Linked DNA regions of Homo sapiens: region 2 is linked to region 1. A link is a contact called in ENCODE Hi-C or POLR2A ChIA-PET data. All regions are on one chromosome and are shown on one strand. The core of a region is the stretch at or near the end of the contact, and the rest is flanking DNA. Distances in the headings are between cores, read along the strand shown.

Evidence for each region. Hi-C counts contacts between places; a loop is a spot of excess contacts on that map. ChIA-PET counts read pairs that join two places held with the same protein, here RNA polymerase II (POLR2A). Pooled maps may share reads with other maps.
Region 2: a pooled map shows a loop between it and region 1 (5-fold over the local background). The contact joins the promoter of FLJ32255 here to the enhancer-like site in region 1. A Hi-C loop is called at or near these places in 1 of 168 maps with a recorded cell type or tissue (naive thymus-derived CD4-positive, alpha-beta T cell) and 6 of 50 pooled maps. POLR2A ChIA-PET finds 5 or more read pairs at or near these places in 2 of 52 experiments (CD4-positive, alpha-beta memory T cell and activated naive CD4-positive, alpha-beta T cell).

What each region holds. Positions count from the first base shown.
Region 1 is chr5:39,209,264-39,215,831 of GRCh38, forward strand. All of the region lies in intron 1 of FYB1 (FYN binding protein 1), which reads right to left. Among named protein-coding and RNA genes, the nearest start is that of FYB1, 7.0 kb to the right of the region's middle. Within about 2 kb of position 2,613, at least 4 of the 41 ENCODE cell types and tissues checked have a DNase peak (open chromatin) inside an H3K27ac peak, as active enhancers do.
Region 2 is chr5:42,989,699-42,996,266 of GRCh38, forward strand. FLJ32255 (a long non-coding RNA gene) reads right to left here and starts at 3,635. Exons shown (of 2, transcript NR_104643.1): 1 at 1,141-3,635. LOC105374746 (a long non-coding RNA gene) reads left to right here and starts at 2,577. Exons shown (of 3, transcript XR_007058755.1): 1 at 2,577-5,549; 2 at 6,511-6,568. RefSeq lists enhancers at 2,110-2,259, 2,600-2,809, 3,110-3,239, 3,509-3,803.

The DNA.
Region 1 (6,568 bases), core at 1,363-3,862:
AAGCTCCTCTATCGATAATAGAACAGCAGTGATCTTTTTTATCCCGATTAACACTGTTTAAATATGTTTTTTTTTTTTTTTGAGACGGAGCCTCCCTCTATCACCCAGGCTGGAGTGCAGTAGCGCGATCTTGGCTCACTGCAATCTCTGCCTCCTGGGTTCAAGCGATTCTCGTGCCTCAGCCTCCGAGCAGGTGGGACTACAGGCATGCACCACCACGCCTGGCTAATTTTTGTATTTTTAATAGAGATGGGGTCTCACCATGTTGGCCAGGCTGGTCTTGAACTCCTGACCACAGGTGATCCACCACCTGCCTCAGCCTCCCAAAGTGCTGGGATTACAGGCGTGAGCCACCGCACCCGGCCTATTTAGATTCTTAATGAATTATAATTTACATGTGTGTTCTCTGTTTCCCTAAGGAGATGTAAAAGCAGGAACCTGGTTTTATTTTTCCTCCTCAACAGCAATTCCCTCCCCGGCAAACAAGCAGACACATCCCTGATCCTGGCGCATCTCTTTCCATAATATGCATTGAACGTACTGGCTGATGGACTGCGTTTACTTAAATTTCACCTTGATTGGTCATACAGATGGGAGTGGAGGAGATGATTTTCTTAGCTCCTTTGTTGACCTGCAGTTGTGATTTAAGCACTTGCCAATTGAATATCTATTTCATTGCAAATGGGCTGTGATGCATTCCAGTGGGCTGAGCCTCGGAGGCTGGAGAGAGCACCAGGCCCCTCTTCAACAGGATGTGGGAACTTGACTCTCGCCGCAAATTAAGTTCTTGGGGCGGGAGCCCTTTGCTGCAGGCTCTGGGCGAAGGCATGGGTAGGAGGACCTGGTGGCGGAAGCAGCGGTGGTAGCCCTGATTGTGACAACCCCTGTATGTTTTTCAGTAACTTGTGAAGGTGGAGGTGGAACTGCAACAACCCCAGCGATGCCCTGTCTGCTATGGCCTTGCATTGTGAGGTGTCATGTGGAAGGAAACACCTGACTTAAATGGGGACTTTCTGGGTGGTGTGTGTGCCCCGCCAGGTCCCCTCGGACCTTGGCAGAAAAACCACCACAGATATCGCTGTGCATTATCTCCTGGTCTGGTGTTATTCCGAGCACTGATGATCCGGATCCTTCTCCTGTTTCTACTGTGTTCTCTCTTCCAGAGTGAATTAGAGCAGAAGAAGCAAGATAGCCTAGCAAGTAGTAAAGCTTTGATGGTGATGGTCCACCTCCCAAATGCTGGCGCCTTGTATTCTCTATAAGGCATGTGCATCAGTTGGATTTTTGTGTACCCCCTGTTTTTAGAATCAGGAGCGGGACAATCATCATCATTCTACAAATTCGAACCTTCAATGTTCTTTTCCTGGTTATCCTACAAAATAGCTCCTGTACAAATAGTTTTGACTTTGCCATGGCCTCTGAGGGCTTAAGCATAAATGGATAAGGAAGTTAAATACGACTTTCTAGCCAGGCATGATAGTGCATTCCTGTGGTCCTAGCTACTCAGGAGGCTGATGTGGGAAGACCGCTTGAGCCCAAGGGTTTGAGTTCATCCTAAGCAACGTGGCGAGAGCCTGTCTCTAGTATAAATACATACATATAAATATATATGAGTTTCTATGTGTTTCTGAGGTTTGTTTTGCTATATGTTTTTGAGTTCTTGATGTGGATAGAATGGCGATAGGATGTAGAGAATATAGAGTGAGATGTAGATAGTACAGAACAACAAATGGTCCTAAAACCACTTATTTTTCTTATTCTATTTTACAATTTTTTATAGCAAATTTAACTTACATTTGTTTAGGATAATTCACTCAGCCTGCATGACCTGAAAATACCAAATTAGAAAACAGTTTTTCAGGAATTTACATTTTGACTAACGAACTTGTAGATAATTGAAAAATGTTTTCATAGATATCTTATTAGTGGCTTATTTGGTTCTTAGGCTAATAGTTGATGTACACTTCATAATACAATATAAGTTCTTTCATTTTTTCTGTTCCTCCAACCTCAAAGAGAGACCTAAATTTCAGCTACTATTTCTTTTTCTTTTCTTTTCTTTTTTTTTTTTTTTTGAGACGGAGTCTCGCTCTGTCGCCCAGGCTGCAGTGCAGTGGCGCGATCTCGGCCCACTGCAAGCTCCGCCTCCCAGGTTCACGCCATTCTCCTGCCTCAGCCTCTCCGAGTAGCTGGAACTACAGGCGCCCGCCACCACGCCTGGCTAATTTTTTGTATTTTTAGCAGAGACAGGGTTTCACCGTGGTTTAGATCTCCTGACCTCTTGATCCGCCTGCCTCGGCCTCCCAAAGTGCTGGGATTATAAGCGTGAGCCACTGCGCCCGGCCTATTTCTTATGGTTGTTCTATTTTCATGTACACCCCAACAAAAACTTTATTTTGCTAAGGACATTTGAAGTCTGAAATAAAAATCTTTGATGTCTGGGAAAGATACTGTTTGTCAAGCGAAAAATAGAAATGTTATGCTTTATTTTTTCCCTCAGCCTTCGTGTCACTCCCAACAAACACGAAAACATAGACAGACACAGACACACGCTCCTGGGTGGTAAATTTCTTTTCTACACTCAACATGATGTTAGAAACTGAAAGCTTATTGTCTACATGGAGTGAAGTGGGGGTGGAGGAATGAGGCTATCTGTGGGGTTTTCTAGAGACTTCCTTCCCAGCATGTGAAAAGATCTGTGTGAAAACTGCTAAGAAGAGGAAGAACTCAACGAGCTAACCAAGACAGGTGGCAGCAGCTGGGCACAATGGGTGGCTCAGGCCTGTAATCCCAGCAATTGGAGAAGCTGAGGCAGGAGGATTGCTTGAGGCCAGGTGATTGAGGCTAGCCTGGGCAACAAAGCAAGACCTCATTTCTACAAAAGAATATGCAATATTAGCCAGGCACAGTGGTGAGTGCCTGTAGTCCTAGCTACTCTGGAGGCTGGGGTGGGATGATTGCTTGAGCCCGGGAGGTCAAGGCTGCAGTGAGCCATGAATGCACCACTGTACTCTAGCCTGGGTGACAGAGCAAGACCTTGTCTCAAAAAAATAAAAAATAAAAAATAAAAAAAGGCATGTGGCAGCTTCTAGTCAATGAGAGATCCAGAGTTCGATTTGAGGAAAGTGAAAGCTATACATTAGAAATGGAAAGCTATGGAAGATTCCACAAAGAGAAATAGATAATATTTTGAAACCTTACTCTAAGGAATATGACAATGTGGGATATCCTCCCTGCCCTCAACCCTCCCCCTTGTTCCCATTCCATTTCTTCTCCTTTAGAGCTTTGAAGAAAACGCATTTGGTATTTAGTAATCAGGATTAAACAATATAAGCACATCACACCTCTTAGCTCACTTTTTCTGATAACTGCACAGAAACAAGACTCTGTCATAAGATGAGCATCTTTTCTCACCTTTGTTATAATGGTGCTCTTCACTTTGGGTTGCGCTTTTTCTCATTAAAATTGTGATGTTTTCAATTTCAAGTTTTCCATGGTGTTCACCCTGCTCTTAGCACTCAGCCACTCTCTTTTCCCAGGCACGCTTCTCTTTCCAAAGCACTTCATGGCTTCAGCTGCTCTGGGCTCTCACTTGTCCATTCATTCATGGATTCATTCATTTTCTTCTGAGTGTTCTAGAGACTCCTTGCTTATGTGCTAAATCTAGTGTGTGGCACTTTTCCATGATCTAGATTAACATCTGTGCTTTACTAAAAGTGCTTTTCTTGGCGAACAAATCACCTTTACACGCCCCCTGCCAAAAAAAAAAAAAACCCAACTCTACATATACTCATATAATTATCAAGAAATTCTAGAGTTTAGTAGTTTATACCCATTCCTAATTTCATTATTAAACTAATAATCACATTTTAAAATAACATTTCACATATAATATCTCATTTGATCCTCCCAAAGCCCAATTAGTTTTTAGTGTTATTAATATATAACCTTAAACTGAGTCACCTAAGCTTTAGCAAGTGGTAGGATGAGAACCAAACCCAGGTTCTGATTCTAAATTCTGTGCTCACCCTATATGCCATAGGAACCAGAGTTTTCATTGTCTTTGTCATATAGTTACTAGTTTAAGTTCTCAGCTCACACACAAAACTTTTTAGCAGTTTCTTATTCTAATCCAAAATGTTTTCCACCTAACTCTAGAAATTGACCTCCTGTCCAAGAATCCCTTGTCATTGCAAGGGATGTGATAACATTTGTCCTACTTATGGTTGTGATCCTGGCAGATCTGAGATGAGCAAGGAAACAGAGCAAGGCATGGGGTTTATAGGGCTCAAGGCCAAAACATCCTGATTGACTTTGCAACATCGTGGGCAATCTGAAAGGGGAAACAACTAAGAGAAGACAAACAATTCCGTTTGTTTGAAAAAACATTTAGTCTCTGTGTGTGTGTTGGTGTGGGGGTGAGGTGTTTAGGTAGATGACTATATTAGGGCTTTTTTAGCCCAACCCTGGCTCCAAACAGCTGCCCCTTAGAGTTGGTTACATGAACCATCTAACTGGTAGTTTAGGGGCCCAGGACACCATTCTGGTTCATTCATTGTCTGCCTGAGATGGTGATTATCGTTCATTTGGCTGCAGCCTCAAACTTATTACCAGGGGTGGTTGAAGAGGGGCATAAACAGATACTACGGGAGAAAGAAGTTATAATTTGGGAAGTCCCATGGCAAAAATCAGATTGATAACAATGCATTTATATATAACAACTTCGTCTGAATGAAAAAGTGAAAAAAGTGTTAACATCTTTCGTTAGTTCAAAGAACAACAAAAAATGAAACACACCAAAACCCTTTCCTGTGTTATGCTTTTCTACATACTAAATGGTTTTCAAAAGAAAGTACCACAGAGAGAGTCATCTATTATTTCTAGACAGAATTTTCTTTTAGTTAAAAATGTAAACCAAAATGAGATACTACTTCACATCCATTTGAATGGCTATAATTTAAAAAAAGCAGAAAATAACGAGTGTTGGACAGGATTTGGGGAAATTGAATGCTTGTGCACTGCTGGTGGGAACATAAAATGGTACAGCTGCTATAGAAAACAGTATGGTGGTTATTCAAAAAATTAAGCATAGAATGACCAAATGATCCAACAATTCCACTTCTGGTGTATACCCAAAAGAACTGAAAGCAGGGACTTGAGCAGATATGGGTAGATCCCATGTTTATAGTAGCATAATTTACAATACCAAAAGGTGGAAGCAAACCAAGTGTCTGTTGACAGATAGAGGGATAAACAAAATGAGGTTTATAATACAATGGAATGTTATTCAGTCTTAAAAAGGAAGGAAATTCTGACATTCAAGGAGAAACCTTGAAGACATTACGCCAAGTGAAATAAGCCAGTCACGAAACAACAAGTATTGGCTGGGTGCTGTGGCTCATGCCTGTAATCCCAGCATTTTGGGATGCCAAGGCAGGCAGATCACTTGAGGTCAGGAGTTTGGGACCAGCCTGGCCAACATGGTGAAAACCCATCTCTACTAAAAATACAAAAATTAGCCAGGCATGATGGTGCAAGCCTGTAATCCCAGGTTACTTGGGAGGCTGAGGCAGGATAATCACCTGAACCTGGGAGGCGGAGGTTGCAGTGAGCCAAGATCGCACCACTGCACTCCAGTCTGGGCAACAGAGCGAGATTCTGTGTCAAAAAAAAAATATTGTGTGATTTCACTTATATGATGTACCTAGAGTAGTCAAATTCATAAAGGCAGAAAGTAGAATGGTGGTTGCCAGGGGCTGGAGGGAGGAGGGAACAGGCAATTAATGTTTAATGGATATAGAGTTACAGTTGGGAAAGAAGAAAACGTTCCTGAAATCAATAGTGGCAATGTTTGCGCAACAATGCGAATGTATGTAATGCCACATTTTACCCTTAAAAATGGTTAAAATGGCACATTTTATATTATGTATATTTTACCATAATTAAAAATTCAATAAGAATGTTAAAAAAGGTGTTTGAAGAATTATAAATTTAAATTAAATGTAACAGTGGATCAATGTCAAACATCTAATATGAATAAAATAATAAAAAATCCATTTGAGAAATATAAACACAACTCTCACTGACTACTTTTTTTTTGACTGATAGGGTAAATAAAAATATTTTGAGTGGTTTTCATTGCGATGACGATGGGGAAATGATGAGAAGCACATTGTGTGGTAGGATCACCCTGGGGGAAGTTTTTTTAAAGCAGCACTTGCTGTGTGGTCCAACCCACCCTGCTGTGCTCCTCTCAGGGATCTTTGGGGAGACTCACCAGCCCAGCCAGCCAGGGGTGCAAGGGGGAGGGTGTGGCATCCTGTGGTGTATTCAGAAGCAAACATTATTAAAAACCAGTGGAATCCTGGATCTGTCTTATCCTCACATTTTTCTTGATCAATTACTACCAAAAGAGTGGCAGAAATTCAGTGGCAAGGATTGGGGCACCTTTTGGTGGAGGTACCCTGATTTAGCACGAGTGAATGGGATTGGAATGCAGATGTTGGTTGCTTGTCTATAAATTATGCCCATGTATATGCCAAAAAGATACGCCCATGTATCAGAACCT
Region 2 (6,568 bases), core at 2,385-4,884, 3.8 Mb after region 1:
CTCTCCCACCATCCACCCCGTTTTTGTTTTGTGTCACTTTCATTTGGTTAATAATATTCTAACAATATTTATCATTATAGTTATCTTGATTTGATGCAATTTTTCTTAATGAGATTGATAAAAATATTAGTCTTTCTTAATTCTTTATTATTTATTGTTTTGGATAACACACTGGAAAGGGAAATAGGAAAGGCTCTACATCGTTTGTCATATGTGCTCCACAATTTGCCCTCAAGTTTGATTCCTAGGTCCTACCACCCACACAAAACTGCCATCACCAGCCTGCTCCAATTCTACCCAATTACTAGCCATTGTCATAATTCAAAGTTCCTATGACCTCCTCCAAAGGAGCACAATTTTGTATTTGATCACTTTCTGACCTCCCTGGAATCTACCCCACCTCCAATCACACTAGGATTAGAATCTAAATTCTGCAGCTACCTTGATATCAGTCTCTGTAGGGAAGCAGCCTGCAGCCTCCTATGGACTCCCATCAAGACAGGTTACCTTTTCCCGCTACAGGGTGTTGCTCACAGATTTTTTTTACTAAGATGGGAAGCTGGAGTAGAAATGGGAACAGAGGGCCGGGCACGGTGGCTCACACCTGTAATCCCAGCACTTTGGGAGGCCAAGGCGAGCAGATCACGAGGTAAAGAGATCGGGACCATCCTGGTCAACATGGTGAAACCCCGTCTCTACTAAAAATACAAAAATCAGCTGGGCGTTGTGGCACGCTCCTGTAGCCCCAGCTACTCAGGAGGCTGAGGCAGGAGAATCCTTGAACACGGGAGGCAGAGGTTGCACTGAGCCGAGATCGCGCCACTGCACTCGAGCCTGGTGACAGAGCAAGACTCTGTCTCAAAAGAAAAAAAAAAGAAATAGGAAGAGAGAACTGATGGTAGGTATTTTGCTTTGCAATGACTCCAGACTGCTCTTCTATTTCATAGTGTCTGTAACTATGTGGGTGAGAACAGTGTAGTTTTTCCTTTATTCTTGCAACCACAGGACCAGGAGGCAATTGGAGGAGCCTCAAATAGCAGGGAAGGTTTTGGCTAGCTGAAGAAGGGGTATGGTGGGAGGGAGATATTGAGGCAAATCCCTTGGGAGACAGAATTGCAAGGGCAAAATAGATTTCCTTACCTGGCAGTGCCTTCTCTGCCTTTGTCCTGCCATCGCTTCTGCCTAGGATCCCCCAGAAAAGGATAGTACTGGTTTGCACAGGAGCAGAAGTGGTGAAAATGGGAAATGATGAGTGTGGATGGAGATGCTCATGGCAGGGTCTGTAGGTCTCTTTGAGGGGGCTCAACTCACAAAGTGCAGATTTTTATTGAAATATGAATGCTTGTAGAAAGGACATTTTCCTACTGAGCAATGGCAGTTCCATATTTCTTATCAGAAAGGAAGTAGGCCTCAGTCTGATTGAACAGTGAGGAGAGGGAGGATTCAACACTTACAAGTTCACCTGCATTGCATTTCCCAGAAGAAAGAAGAAAATCAATAACGCATTTCAAAGATCACGGTGCTAGAGACAGAGAACCACAATTTAAGCTTTTCCCTGGGCTTAGAGGCGGATGTCTCACTGCCAATTTCACGTCCAACACCGGAGCCTCGCAGTCCATTTTTCTCCCCAGCTGTTTTAGAAATATCCCCAAATATCAAGGACATCTGAATGAGTGAACCATCAGAATAAGGAGCGATTCCCACAGAGTTCCATCCCACAGGGAAGGGACGGGACCAGCGGGGCAGGCCTGAAGCCTGGGTTGAGCGGCGCTGTGCCTTTCATTCTTCACCGAGATCTCGGACCTAGAGTTTCCAGGTTCCGGAGGGATGCGGTTGTTGACCGCTAGCCTAGAATCCGTGAGGGCTGAACCGGGACGAAGGCCTAGGACAGAGAGGTGGTGTGGAAGGACCCAGCCGCGGCCACTGGAAGAGCAGCTTCCTGCAATGTAAAGTGTTCGCGACCTGCATTTGTTTTGCTTTCTTCCTGGAGGAGCCAAATCCGTCCCATTCTGGATCCTTATTCCAGCTCCTTTCCCTCTGCGAATCGCACTTGGTGGGTCGCGGGGCCCTCAGTAATTAGGGATCACGGATCAGCCAAGAAAAATACAGGTTTTCTTAAGCCTGAAGCCACTGACTTGAGGAGGGAGCGTGGGAGTAATGTCAGTAGCAGTTTTTTATTTCGTTTTCGTTTTTATTTTCTAGTCACTAGGCCACCAAAGAAAGTTCCACCCAACGGCCAGTCGATCCGTCGCAGCGACTCTCTTTTCCCTGAACGGAGGGTTTATGGCTGACACCTCCACTTGTTTCTCAGAGCCGGGGCTGACTGCCGGCTGCATCTTTGAATGGCGACCAAAAAAGACATGCATTTGTCTGGCAAAGTCGCTGGCGTTCGCCTGGTGCCCGCGCTTGCCGGGTCCTAGAGCAGCCAGATTTTCACACCAGCGAGTCCAGCGCCCAGCGCCACTCCGCCTTCGGATCACCGGTTTCTCACATCCGCAGCAGCACTGGCCTGACAGTTTTCCGGTTGCGACAGCGCTAGTTGAGCCAAACAAAACGTTTTCCTGCTTGCTCTGGGCGTCCCATTCTCCATCCGAGGCCTTCTAGTCCCGGTGTCACTGTCGCAGCACCTGGCGTTCGTTAGCTCTTTCACCAGCGGCGCGGAGCGGGCGGTTTTGCTGTCACGGCACATGTGGCACGGAGTTTCTCGGTGGCCGAAACCCTCTTTTTTCTCAGAGTCCAGTTTCTTGGTGACAGCGCTGTTGGTTGCGCCATAAGGAATGTTGTCCTTGACAACCCGCCGGCCGCAGTCATTCGCAAGCTCCAGGCACCGACATTTCGCAGAACTGAGGTCTCTCGGTCTCAGCACAGCTCGTTGCTCGATGCCTCCATTTTCTCGGGGCGACAGCACTCAGGTCGCCGATCTGAGGGATTCGGAGCTTCCCCAGCTGGGGTGAGCCTGGCGTTCCCGGGCGGCGGCGGCGGCGCTGGGCTAGGGGAGCCCGCCGCTCCTCCAAGCCGGTGACAGGGGAGCTGCCCGGGCGCCGTCTCTTCCCAGCGCCGCCGCAGAACCCGCAGAACAGCTCGACCTCCAGAACCCTGTGCTGTGGCGGCGGGGCTGGCGTGTCTGTCGCAGGACCCCGCAGATTCGTCTGTCGTTGGCTTGTTGGTCCTAACAAGTTTCGATTTCAGGGTGCCTGCGTTTCTTTTTCTTTTCTCTTCTTTTCCTTTTGTTTTGTTTTGAGACAGAGTCTCGCCGTGTCGCCCAGCCTGGAGTGCAGTGGCGCGATCTTGGCTCACTGCAACCTCCGCACCCCAGGTTCAAGGGATTCTACTGCCTCAGCCTCCTGAGTAGCTGGGATTACAGGCGCTCGCCACCACGCCCGGATAATTTTTGTATTTTTACTAGAGGCGGTGTTTCATCATATTGACCAGGCTGGTCTCGAACTCCTAACCTCAATAATCTGCCCGCCTCGGCCTCCCAAACTGCCAGGATTACAGCATGAGCCGCTGCGCCCAGCCGGTGACTACGATTTCTATCCCCTGGTTCAAGTCGGGGAATAGCCAAAATGTGATTTCTCAACCCAAGCAAGTACCCACTTAGGACAAACACCAGCCTAGCCCTGGCGGCGATTTCTAGGTCGTAGGAAGTCGATGTTTCGCCACAGAAAGGCTGAGTGACCCTGTGACTCATTTCCCAGCAACTCCGGGTTTCCTGTAGCCTAATCATAACAAACGCAGAGTTAGCCCTGCCTCAAGTTTCTTTTTTCTTTTTCTTTTTTTTTTTTTTTTTTTTTTTTTTTTTGAGACAGAGTTTCTTTCGTCCAGGCTAGAATGCAGTGGCGCCATCTCGGCGATCTCGGCTCACTGCAACCTCCACCTCCCGGGTTCAAGTGATTCTCCTGCCTCAGCCTCCCAAATAGCTGGGATTATAGGCGCCCGCCACCACACCCGGCTAATTTTTGTATTTTTAGTAGAGACGGGGTTTTGCCACATTAGCCAGACTGGTCTCAAACTCCCGACCTCAGATGATCCACCCGCCTTGGCCTCCCAAAGCCTCAAGTTTCTAAGTCGTGGCAAGTTCCGGCTTCCTACTAGTACGGCTTGCTTTAGCTGCGCAGGAGATGTTCAACTCCTGTAGAAATCTGTGTACCAGCGAATGCGATTCATTTAGGTTTAGCGATGACCAGTTTAGCAGTGCCTGGGAGCTCTTACACCAAGGCTAGCTGCGCAACATCAAGTCCCGCCTTAGCTATGTTGGTGTTTTTTAAACTCCCATGGAAGTCAGGAAATGCCGGCAAAAGCGATTTCTGGTTTACGAAGCTCGGTTTGACGATAGCAATTTCCGCCGAACGCGACTTTTTCCTCTTGTGGACCAAGTCGGGATATATCAGCTACTACGATTTTTTAGTCGTAAACAGGTTTAACCATGACTGGGTTTTGTTGGTTTCTTGTTGTTGTTGTTGTTTGTTTTTGTTTTTGTCCTAAGAAATGTAGACTTAGGTGTAACATGTACCGGTTTAGATCTAACAGGGATATCCTAATCACAGAATTGCTTCTTTTGGCAATACTTGTAATTTCTGCTTTGTAGGGTTGGTTCTCTCTAATTTTTGCTTATTTTTAAATGCTCTTTTTGTGTCTTTTGCTCTGAGAACAATGCTACCGGTAGTTTCCAGTGTGTTTGCTTTGCCTTTTTATTTGAATTTTAGAATTTATTATTTTAAAATTTTATCTTATTTAAATGTTATTCATTTTTCTTCTACTAATTTTGAGTATCACAGCTTCGTACTCCTTGACTTGCATTCTCTCAGGAGCTGGGGAGCCAAGCTCGGTCTCCGCTTCGGTGGTTTCAGGTCCCGGGTTCTGTCTGGCGGCTCTGCTTCTAATGCGGAGCTGGCGGTTTTGCAGCAACGCTTTTGCCAGTAGCGCCCACTGAGCGGTTTTTCAGTTGCTGCACCGTTCTTAGCGCCCAACGGAACGTTTCCCGTACGCGGAGTCCATAAGTTGTCTGTGTCGTCACTTTCTCGGTTCTGGCACCGCTAGTATCTCCTAGGAACTTCCTAAACCCGTTTTACGGTGCAGAACGGTAATTGCACCGAGCCTCTGTGCCAACTAGTACTTCCGTAATACCGTTAGCCGGCTCTTTTCCTGTCACAACACATTAAAACGTGTTAAAACACATTAAACGGATTAAACACATTAAACGGATTAAAACACATTAAAACGTCACAACACATTTAAACAGAGTCGGTCCATTCCTCCAGACAGTATGTTTCGGGATGGAAGCACCCCTCCTAAGAATCCGCAGTTTCTTTCTAGCAGCACCGTTATGGCGCCTAAACGGATATTTGTTTGGCAATACCAGCGCTATCCGCTAGGTGCCGGCGCTTGCTGAGTCTCAGCGCCGCCAGATTCTTGCTAGCGAGGTCCAGAGCAGTGCAGAGACCTAGCGGACAGTTTTCCGGTGGCAGCAATGCTCATTTCCCGGACACAGATGGTTTTTGGCCCCTGAAGAACTCTTTAATCCCTGCGTTTTGTAGCGCTCGTTCTCTGTAAGGTTTGCTTAGTATCCGTTTCATTTCGACTTCTTTTCTCGCTGTTTTTCTGTCGGAATTACGATTTGTTTTGTTTCTATGTGCTCTCTAGAATTTTACCGGTTTTCATTTGTCTACTAATTTTCGTGCATTCGTTACTATTGAGTTTCATAATATCTGGGTGCCCTCTGCCCACGAGCTCCGGAGAGCATAAATACCCAGGCTGATGGTAGTGCTAAAGGTTCTGCTTCATCTCGTCAATCAGCGCAAACGCTTATGTCCTCCTGCTCTGAGGCTTAATTAAGCGATGGAGCAACATTTTCTTGGCTATGTGAAGCCTGCTTGAGATTCCGCAGAGGTGGTGCCTGAGCTCCAGCCTCGGCCTATTTTGAATTCAGAAGACTGTGATATTACTGTGTGAGCCACCACTTTGGGAGGCCAGCATGGGCAGATCACTTGAGGTCAGGAGTTGGAGACCAGCCTGGCCCAAGTGGTGAAACCCCATCTCTACTAAAAATACAAAAATTAGCCGGTGATGATGCATGCCTGCAATCCCAGCTACTCAGGAGGCTGAGGCAGGAGAATCTCTTGAACTCGGAGGCAGAGGTTGCAGTGAGCTCAGATCGTGCCACCGTCCTCCAGCCTAGGCAGACTGAGACTCCGTCAAAAAAAAAAAATCTTAGAGTTATATTTTATGAAATAATAGGTAGTCATTAAATGTCTGGGTCATTCTCAACTTTACAAAAGTACTGTAGGCAAACATTTTTCCAAAGAAAAAGTGTTATTATTAAAAGGAAAATAGTTTTATCTAATTCAAAGGTTATTTAGGAAAAAGGTAAAAACATACTGTACATTTTATCAAAATAATTCCTGTGTAATTATTACTAGGTTTTTATTTGCTTAGAAAAACTGAGATTAAAAAAGGTTATTATATCTACATAACTTTCTGTAATTCTTTTAACGTTTTTGTGTTACCAAGTTACAGGGCTTTCACTCCTGGGTCGAAAAAGGTCACCAACTCCTACTAAATCTTAAAC